Linked DNA regions of Homo sapiens: region 2 is linked to region 1. The links are chromatin contacts, found by Hi-C or POLR2A ChIA-PET in ENCODE. All regions are on one chromosome and are shown on one strand. The core of a region is the stretch at or near the end of the contact, and the rest is flanking DNA. Distances in the headings are between cores, read along the strand shown.

Evidence for each region. A loop is a pair of places that touch in the nucleus more often than their neighbours do. ChIA-PET counts read pairs that join two places held with the same protein, here RNA polymerase II (POLR2A). Pooled maps may share reads with other maps.
Region 2: a loop to region 1 is called in a map of PC-9, with 8 times the contacts of the local background. The contact joins the promoter of LINC00511 here to the promoter of LINC00673 in region 1. A Hi-C loop is called at or near these places in 8 of 168 maps with a recorded cell type or tissue (CD4-positive, alpha-beta memory T cell, Caco-2, HepG2 and 5 more), 1 of 37 single-sample maps with no recorded cell type and 7 of 50 pooled maps. POLR2A ChIA-PET finds 5 or more read pairs at or near these places in 18 of 52 experiments (A549, CD4-positive, alpha-beta T cell, CD4-positive, alpha-beta memory T cell and 14 more).

What each region holds. Positions count from the first base shown.
Region 1 is chr17:72,591,143-72,595,654 of GRCh38, forward strand. LINC00673 (long intergenic non-protein coding RNA 673) reads right to left here and starts at 1,662. Exons shown (of 4, transcript NR_152516.1): 1 at 1,061-1,662. RefSeq lists a silencer at 1,740-1,789.
Region 2 is chr17:72,636,920-72,641,755 of GRCh38, forward strand. It overlaps LINC00511 (long intergenic non-protein coding RNA 511), which reads right to left and starts at 3,553. Exons shown (of 5, transcript NR_033876.1): 1 at 3,452-3,553; 2 at 1,828-1,931. It overlaps LOC105371887 (a long non-coding RNA gene), which reads left to right and starts at 3,756. Exons shown (of 4, transcript XR_934961.3): 1 at 3,756-3,799; 2 at 4,004-4,174.

The DNA of each region.
Region 1 (4,512 bases), core at 412-2,911:
GCTGGGTGGGAAATGGATCACCGACAGGTTCTAAATGCGAACCCACAGGCTGCAGGAGAGGGGTGAGGGGCGAAGGAGGGAATCCCACCTCTGGGAAAGCATCCTCAGGAAACCTAGATAGGTCCTGGAGGTGAGGACAATCGCCAAGGAGGGAGAAGGAAAAGGAGGACCCTGGTTAATCTGCACGCCAAGGGTGGAGTCGCTCAGTCATTCATTCAACAAACATCTATTCAGTGCCTACTCAGTGACAGGCATCGCGCTGCCCCCAAACAGGGCAGACACAAAAGAACAAGGGGAGGAGGAAGCTATGGATACAGAAGCGGTATGCTTTCAGTTCCAGACTCAAGACGTAAGCCCTCTCCCCACATTGGCCAAGAAACGACTTCCATTAGCAAGTTGCGCCGGAAAGGGGAGGTGGCGGGTGGTCTCACTGGACTGAATTCCTGCCACCTCCCACCTATTCAGAAAGCCCGTCCACACCCTGGCCAAACGCGTACCAGCGTCAGCCTGACGGGTGGCCCAGTCCTCGCCGGAAAGCTGCTTGCCAAACGCCCCCGCTCACCCCCTAGCCCCAACGGTGAGAGGGGCTCGGCTGAGTCGCGTTCTCCAACCGCTGCGCCCCAGCAGCGTCCCCGGTCGCCAGTGGGCGGACGCCAGGAGCTCACGGAGGCGGCACCGCTCCCGAAGTAACGGAGCCCGGAGGGCGCCCAGGCGTTAAGGCAAGTGCAAGGGGCCGAGCGGGTGCGCCGAGGACGCGGGGGCGTCTCCCCCAGCTGAGGTTCGGTCCCTCCAGGCAGCCAAGGCTTGGCAGCGCTAGAGGCTGAAGGACAACGGCCGAGAACGCCCAGGATGGGGTGGTCGCTGACCACCGTGTCCCAGGTGAATCAGCTCCGCTTGGAGGCAGGGGGATGACTAAAATGACCTCCAAGAAGATGTCAATTACAAGAACAAAAATTTCAACCCGGAATCTCGAGACCTTCGAAAAACGACGCGGAGGAAAAAAGGAAAGAAAGAAAAGAAAGTAAATCAGATCCCTTCCCCGAACCGCAGGGAAACTTACCTCCAGCTTGGCGACCCAGCTGTTAAGCAGAACAAATCAATCCACGGATGGAGAAGAGGTCGTGGGTCTTCTGAGCCCAGCTGATACACACCAAGTAATCCACGTTAAGGGGTCCGCAGCCCCCCACCCAATTCCCCACTTTCCATCCAAGGCCAAAGAGCAGCCAGACCCTGTCCTCTGCGCTCCAGACTCGCGGAGGTCGCGGGCGGGGGTCCTCAGGCGGCCGCCTTCTCGTCCCCAGGGGTGGGCGCGCGACGCGGGCAGGGACCGGGCGCCCGGAGGACCAAGCGAGCGCATCCCGCCTACTCGTGCTGGGACATCACCCAGCCTGGACGCCGCTCCTCGCCTTTCTTCCCCGCGCATCGCCAGCGCCAACCAAAGATCCCCGCCGGGAAAGCCTCTCTGCCAAGCTGGAAAGCGCTGAAGGCGGATCGTCTCTCAGACTTGGGTTTGCAGGTTCACAAGGCCCGGGAGGCTTACGGTGGGCGCCTGCCTAACAGAGGGTCCTTGCGGAGAAGCGCAGAACGACAAATGCCAGAGGCGGTGACCGCGTCCTCTGGATACCAGCGCCGCACCGCGCACCCGCGCCGCCTGCGCGCCCTGCAGTCGGCTGGGCCATTCGGCCCTTATATACCAGGCGGACCCGCGCCGGGACGGGGCGGAGCGGGGTGGGCGGGGAGGGGGTGGGGAAGGCCGAACGGCTTCCTGGGAGTCGTAGTTCGACTACGTAGTCCTGTCGTAGTCAGAACAAAAGCTAAACAAGGATGGAAATGGTTAGGGTTTGCCCACCACAGCTGTCCTCCCTTGCGCCCTTCCTTCACAGACAAAGCTGGCATTCCAGTCCTATTGTCAATGCCGCTAGGTCTATTCTGGCCTTTGTGCATAAGGTGGGTCACACCAGCCCCGAATGCCGCCCAGGATGACAAACCTTGGTGGCCCTAGAGTCAGGTTATCCCAGCTGGGCCCCACTTCTGGAGACCAGAGGTCCGAAATCAAGGGGTTAGCGGGGTTGCTTGCTTCTAGGGGCAGTGAGGGAGAATCTGTCCCGGGCCTCTCTGAGACCTGGTGGTCATTGGCTATCTTAGGCGTTCCTTATCTTAGGCGTTCCTTGGCTTGCAACTGCCTTACCTTCATCCTCCACCTTTTACACGGTCTTCTCCGTGTATCTTTTCACATAGTTTTCCCTCTGCGTGAATCTCTGTCTCTTCACACTGTGGTGTTTCTACAAGGATGCCAGTCATATTGGATAAGGGGCCCACCCTGATCCAGTACGACCTCATCATTAACCAATGACATCTGCAACGACCCTATTTCCAAATAAGGTTACATTCTTGGAGGTCCTGAAGATTAGGACTGCAATATATTAATATTTTGGAGTTGTAGGGGGAAAAGTTCAACCCCTAACAGGTCTTCTATGCCTTGTTGCACCTATTAACAGCCATTGTGACTAACCAACCCTTTTGATAAAAGCAAGCCCTGAGAAGCAAGATGAAATCACAAAATCACTGAGGCTGTGACAGGAGGGGAAGCCAAGAACATTGGAATCTCCTGGGCCAGGTTTTCCTGTGGCCACGGTGGGATTGCTGGAGAGGAAATGGTCAGAAAAAGAAGGCATCAGGTTGGGCGTGGTGGCTCATGCCTGTAATCCCACCACTGAGGTCAGGAGTTCGAGACCAGCCTGGCCAACATGGCAAAACCCCATCTCTACTGAAAATACAAAAAAAATTAGGTGGGCGTGGTGGTGCATGCCTGTAGTCCCAACTACTCAGGAGGCTGAGGCATGAGAATCGCTTGGACCCGGGAGGCGGAGGTTGCAGTGAGCCGAGATTGCGTCACTGCACTCCAGCCTGAGCAACAGAGTGAGACTCTGTCTCAAAAAAAAAAAAAGAAGGCATTAGTATTGAAAGTAACAGGAGGCACCTGGGTAAATGGGGTTGGGGAGGGGAGAAGATAGACAGGGCATTCCTAGATGCCCCTGAAGCACAGACTTGATTTTCCACCTGCCACTGTGCCCAAGTTTCCCCCCATTCAAGTCCCAGGCTATGGACAAGCTCAGGTCTGGCCCTGGAATCCTGGCTCTCACCTGGCGCTGACATTCCCGGAGAGTCAGTGGCAGTGCAGGGTCTGGATTGGCCACCATTTCCACTCTGAACTCACAATCAACTCCTCTCTTGCTTCCAGGTAAGAGAAAAACTGAGGCCAAGATGAATGTCAAAGGCAGGGATATCCGAACTCCCTAAACCCTCCCCTACAGGATATTGAGGATAACGCAGCTTTGCTGCTAGGAGCCGCCTGACCTTCTCCCCACTTTCCAGAACACGGGCTGCATATTCCTAGCATACGAAAGGGCATCCAGTCGTCTCAAAATGGTATCAGTGCCTCTTGCTGACTATGCATGGTTATTGTTTTCTCCTGCGTTATAATTCATTCTAGTCCTCAGTCTTCTTAAATTTCTGCACACCAAACATTAGTCACTTGAATAATTAGAAAAATATAGAAATTAATTTTAACTCATCATTTATTTCTTCTCATTGCTGTGAGATTGATTTTCCCCAGGTAAAGCTGGAATCATGTCTCTTCCTTGCTCCTAAAACATCCAGAGAGGTATAAACCCATGTTTAGCATAACATAGAGATGACAGATACAAACATACATACATACATAGCTAGATAGAGGTAAAAATAAGAATTGTATGTGTACATGCATTAGCATACACACACATATATCTCCTTTCTCTCTCTGCTAAGAGGGTCCAGAAGCAATGGCAGCCCAGTAGCAATGAGCACTGGATCTAAGCGATCATTTAGCACCTAGGTTTGTTTTTATACTATTGTCCAACAGAAGGAACCAGAGCTCATTGGAGAAACAGCTGATTCTAGGACTGGGGCAGGAAATATGCAAGATGAGCCTGGAGCACCTCGTAGTGTCAGAAAGTAAGAAAGTGCTAAAACACACTGACACACAAGCATACACACCATACAATGGTGGGGCCACGAGAGAAGGACATAGAAACCAACTGAAAGAGCTCTTAATCGCCAAAGTGGGGGAACCATTTGAACAACAACTTAAGTAAAGTGGTATTAGATTATAACCAAAGTAATAAAAAAATTCATGAGTTCATATTGATATAATTAGGTGATTGGAAAAATAAATACACAGAGGAAAAGAAATCTGTGCAGAAGAATTTCAAAAAATGTATGTAAATACACTGCCCTCCAGGAAGTGGAGTATAACTCCCCATTTCTTAAGCGTTGGCTGCACACAGTGACCCCAACTGAGAGATGGTCTACAAAACACCTCATCAATAACCCTCAAAACTGTCAAGTTCGCCAAAACCCAGGAGAGTCTGAGAAACTGTCACAGCTCAGAGAAGGCTGAGGCTTGATGACTGAACGTGGTCTTCTGGATGGAATCCTGGACCAGAAAAGGGACATTAGGTAAAACTAAGGAAA
Region 2 (4,836 bases), core at 2,303-4,802, 48 kb after region 1:
GAATACTGCCAGCAATGGGAGTGAGTTTGGGAGCAGATTCCTCCCCACTTGAGCCCCTGGAGGAGACTATAGTTAGGCCAACCCCTTGATTGCAGCTTGTGAGACCCTGAACAGACGCCCAGTTAAAACTGTGTCCAGATTTCTAACCGAGAGAAACTGAAATAATCACGTGTTGTTTTAATCTGCTAGATTCGTGGTAGTTTGTCACACACAAATAGAAAATGAATACAACGACCGTCTCCCACCAACTTACCAAATATGATAAATGTTCACATGGAAGAAATGTACAGACTCATACATCATCTATTCAAGTGCAGTCCTTTGTTTTTTAACCGTGTTACAGGCTTGTTAGGAACTGAAAAAAATTACATTTTTTTTTTTTGAGACAGTCTCACTGTGTTGCCCAGGCTGGGGTACTCTGGTGTAATCTTGGCTCACTGCAACCTCTGCCTCCCAGGTTCAAGTGATTCTCCTGCCTCTCACTCTAGCCTCCCAAGTAGCTGGGACTACAGGTGCGCAACACCACACCCGGCTGATTTTTTGTGTTTTTAGTAGAGATGGGGTTTCACCATGTTGGCCAGGCTGATCAGGAGCTTCTGACCTCATGAGATCCACCCACCTTGGCCTTCCAAAGTGCTGTGATTATAGGCGTGAGCCACCACTCCTGGCCAAAAATTTACATTTCTATACTTTCACATAATAAGTTCAGTAAGCATTTTCATTGAAACAGCAGAAAGGGAGCTGGTTCTAATTGAAGACAAACTTTGAAAAGATTTAAATTTTACTAATCTTAAATCAGTTCATTGTTGTTTTCCATGGGACACACTCCAGGGCATGGTGGTGACCAATGCAGTCTGCAAACCCAAGTGCACATTGAACCCGACCCTAAAAGGCAAAGGTCAGAGAAAGGGTACACCTCTGACCTCCTTCCTGCACAACTACAAAGTGGAACCCAAGCTTTGGCTAAGGGCCTCCCCTCTTTGCGTGCTCCCCAGGCTTGCCCCACGTTTCCACTTTTCCCTGATGCATCCTGGGCTTCTTGGAGGTCATGGTGAGAGACAGGACTAGCTGGACTTCCTAGGCCGACTAAGAATTCCTAAACCTAGCTGGGGAAGGTGACCGCACCCACCTTTAAACATGGGGCTTGTAACTCAGCTCACACCCGACCAATCAGGTAGTAAAGAGGGCTCACTAAAATACAAATTAGGCTAAAAGCAGGAGGTAAAGAAATACTCAAATCATATATTGCCTGAGAGCACCGGGGGAGGGACGATGATAGGGATATAAACCCAGGCATTCGAGCAGGGAGAGGCAACCCCCTTTGGGTCCCCTCCCTTGTATGGGAGCTCTGTTTTCATGCTATTAAATCTTGCAACTGCACACTCTTCTGGTCTGTGTTTGTTACGGCTCGAGTTGAGCTTTCACTCGCCGTCCACCACTGCTGTTTGCCACTGTCGTAGACCCACTGCTGACTTCCACCCCTCCAGATCCAGCAGGGTGTCCGCTGTGCTCCTGATCCAGTGAGGCGCCCATTGCCACTCCCGTTCGGGCTAGAGGCTTACCACTGTTCCTGCGTGGCTAAGTGTCCGGGTTCGTCCTAATCGAGCTGAACACTAGTCACTGGGTTCCATGGTTCTCTTCCATGACCCACGGCTTCTAATAGAGCTATAACACTCACCGCATGGCCCAACGTTCCATTCCTTGGAATCGGTGACGCCAAGAACCTCAGGTCGGAGAACAAAAGGCTTGCCGCCATCTCGGGAGCTGCCTGCCCCATCATGGGAGCGGCTCGCCACCATCTTGGGAGCTTTAAGGACAAAGACTCACCTGTAACAATGGCTCTTGTAATCAGTGAAGGGAGAGGCTAACTTGGCCTTAAACCCCACGGCTGGGTCCTCACCACGTCCAAACAGGCTGGATCTGCTCGCTCCCTGCCAGGAGGAGGGAGGCCAATGAGAAATGTATCATTGTGGCTCATAGTGCACCAGAGAATGGAGACTATATCAGAAAAGACCCCGCATGATTTCCAAGCTGATCTTTTAATCTGGGGGAGGATCACGGGCTGTGGGGATGCTGGGATACAGGTCCATAGGTTCACCCTCTACAAAGAATCACACATCTTTCCTTGGGCCACACAAAGCAGTTGCTCTTCTGTTACAGGAAAAGGGTCCTGATCCAGTCCCCAAGAGAGGGTTCTTGGATCTCCCGCAAGAATTCAAGGTGAGTCCAAAGTGCAAAGTGAAAGCAAGGTTATTAAGAAAGTAAAGGAATAAAAGAATGGCTACTCTGTAGACAGAGCAGCCCCAAGGGCTGCTGGTTGCCTATTTTTATGGTTATTTCTTGAAGATATGCTAAACAAGGGGTGGATTATTCATGCCTCTCCTTTCTAGACCATATAGGGTAACTTCCTGACATTGCAGTGGCATTTGTAAACTGTCATGGTGCTGGTGGGAGTGTAGCAGTGAGGATGACCAGAGGTCACTCTCGTGACCATTTTAGTTTTGGTGGGTTTTGGCCAGCTCCTTTACTGCAACCTGTTTTATCAGCAAGGTCTTTATGACCCATATTTTTGTGCTGACCTCCTATCTCATCCTGTGACTTAGAATGCCTTAACTGCCTGGATAGGCAGTCCAGTAAGTTTCAGCCTCATTTTACCCAGCTCCTATTTAAGATGGAGTTGTTCTGGTTCACATGCCTCTGACACTTCCAGCTCTTCCACCCACACACATCTTCCCTGTCTTGGGGCAGAGGGCAGTAGCCTCGTACCCTGAGGATTCTTGAAGGTCTGGGGTCCGAGCAGCTCCATCAGAAGCCCCATCGGGGACCTCTGAGGGGTCAGTGACAGTCCCTGGGGACAGACGGTGGCTCCCCAGGACGCTTTCCCTATTAAGCCACTGGCAGAGTCCAGACACTTTCACTGGGTTGAGAGCTAGAAGGTCAGAGAGCGGGAGAGAATCCAGAGGTAGGTTCAGGGTTACTGTTTTGCTCAGCCCTGGATGGCCAGGCCCAGCCTCCCGCATTCTACTGGAAGGAGGAGGAAGATGGGTTTAGTTCTTCCCAGGGCAGGAGAGAGAAGCACAATTGTGGGCTGGGTTCCTCCTGCCTCTGAACACAGCGCCATCCCTTCTCCCAGGTGCTGGGCTGGGGTGTGTGGAAGATGAAGGAAAAGTGAATTAACTAAATAGGGTTCCTGCAGTGTCTGGAAAGCCTCTAAACCCCCGAGCACCTCAGGCTTCCCTGCCCTGATTCAGAGGTGAGGTTACCTAAAAGCCAAGGAAGCCTGGGCTTCGGGGACCCTCACTCACAGGCCCCCTTCCAAAAAAGCCCTGCACCTAAGCTTGTACTGGGACTTCTGTATTATTTTTCCCAAAGGGCGCTCCCCACGTTGTATACACTTCCGGCCCCCAAATCTGGATCCACCCTGGGAAGGGACAAACTGGGGGCAGCCTACCCACATTCGGCCAGCGGGGGGTCCGACCGGCCTTGGTATCTCCAAGCGAGGTAACAGTAGTCGCCCCTTGCGTCCCTCCCCCTCCGGGGCGCATCGCCCCTTGCGTGCAAAGCCCCGGCACCGCCACGAGTCTCGCCTCGCCCTGCACAGGTAAACAGCCGCTGGCCGCCGGCCGGCCGCCCTGCAGGGCAGCCCGGGGACCTGCCCCCGGCGCCACGCCCGGCGCCCCGGGGAGGCCCAGCCCGCAGGCCCCGCCGACTGGGCGCCGCGCCCTGGGAACGTGCACCGGGGCAGGCAGCCCGGCCTCACCTGGCCCCAGCGCGGAGCCGGATCACACCTGCCTGCTGGGTGAGCCGAGGGCATTCGCGGAAGGGAAGAGACAAGACCTGGGAAGGGACGCCTGTGGCTTAGAAAGACCCTCAGGCAGGGCCGGGCGTGGGGCGCGCTGATAAAAATTCCTGGAGCTGTATTATTCACATCGCAGATTTGTCCCTTTGCCTCAATCTAAAAGGAATGGGAAAGAACAGCCGCTGGGCTCTCATTTGCTTCCAGCTTACACAGATTCAACTATCAATTATCCCAGAGGAGAGGCGTGCAGTGCAGGGCGTTGGGCCACGAAACTGAAAGCTGCTGGCGAGGCGCGTGGGGGAGGTCGATTTCTGCGTCCTGCTGCCTCCACGCACAGTGAGAACCCACCCCGCCACTGCGTTCCTGTCCTCACAGGTAAAGTCAGGATAATAATATCTACCTCACGGGGGATTCGAGGAAGTGGTGGGAGCGTAAAGCCCCGTCTGGTAGAGTGAATACCTGAGCAATGGCCTTCCGGTCCCGTCTTCAGCACAGCAGGACGAAAATGTCTTCTGTTGGGATCCCAGAGAAGATCCAGACGCTGACACCTGCCCCTACCTCTCTACTTCTCATCATACCGGTCACCTGGAAGAAGGGTCCATTCAAAGCAAAGCCTGTAGCCAATGAGTTGTTTCTGCCATCAAACAGTCAAGCATATGAGGCCCAATAGGCAGTCCTGTTTTTTTTGTGACAGAGTCTCACTCTGTCGCCAGGCTGGAGTACAGTGGCGTGATCTCGGCTCACTGCAACCTCCACCTCCCGGGTTAAAGTGATTCTCCTGCCTCAGCCTCCCGAGTAGCTGGGATTACAGATGCACGCCACCACGCCGGCTAATTTTTGTATTTTTAGTAGAGACGGGGTTTCACCATGTTGGCCAGGATGGTCTCGATCCACTGACATCGTGATCCGCCCGCCTCGGCCTCCCAACGTGCTGGGATTACAGATGCGCCGGCCAGGCAGTCCTGTTAAGCCATGCCACACAGCTTAAAAAAAGACACTGGCAAGCTCAAGTCCCGAAGTTACCAGCTGAAGGAAGA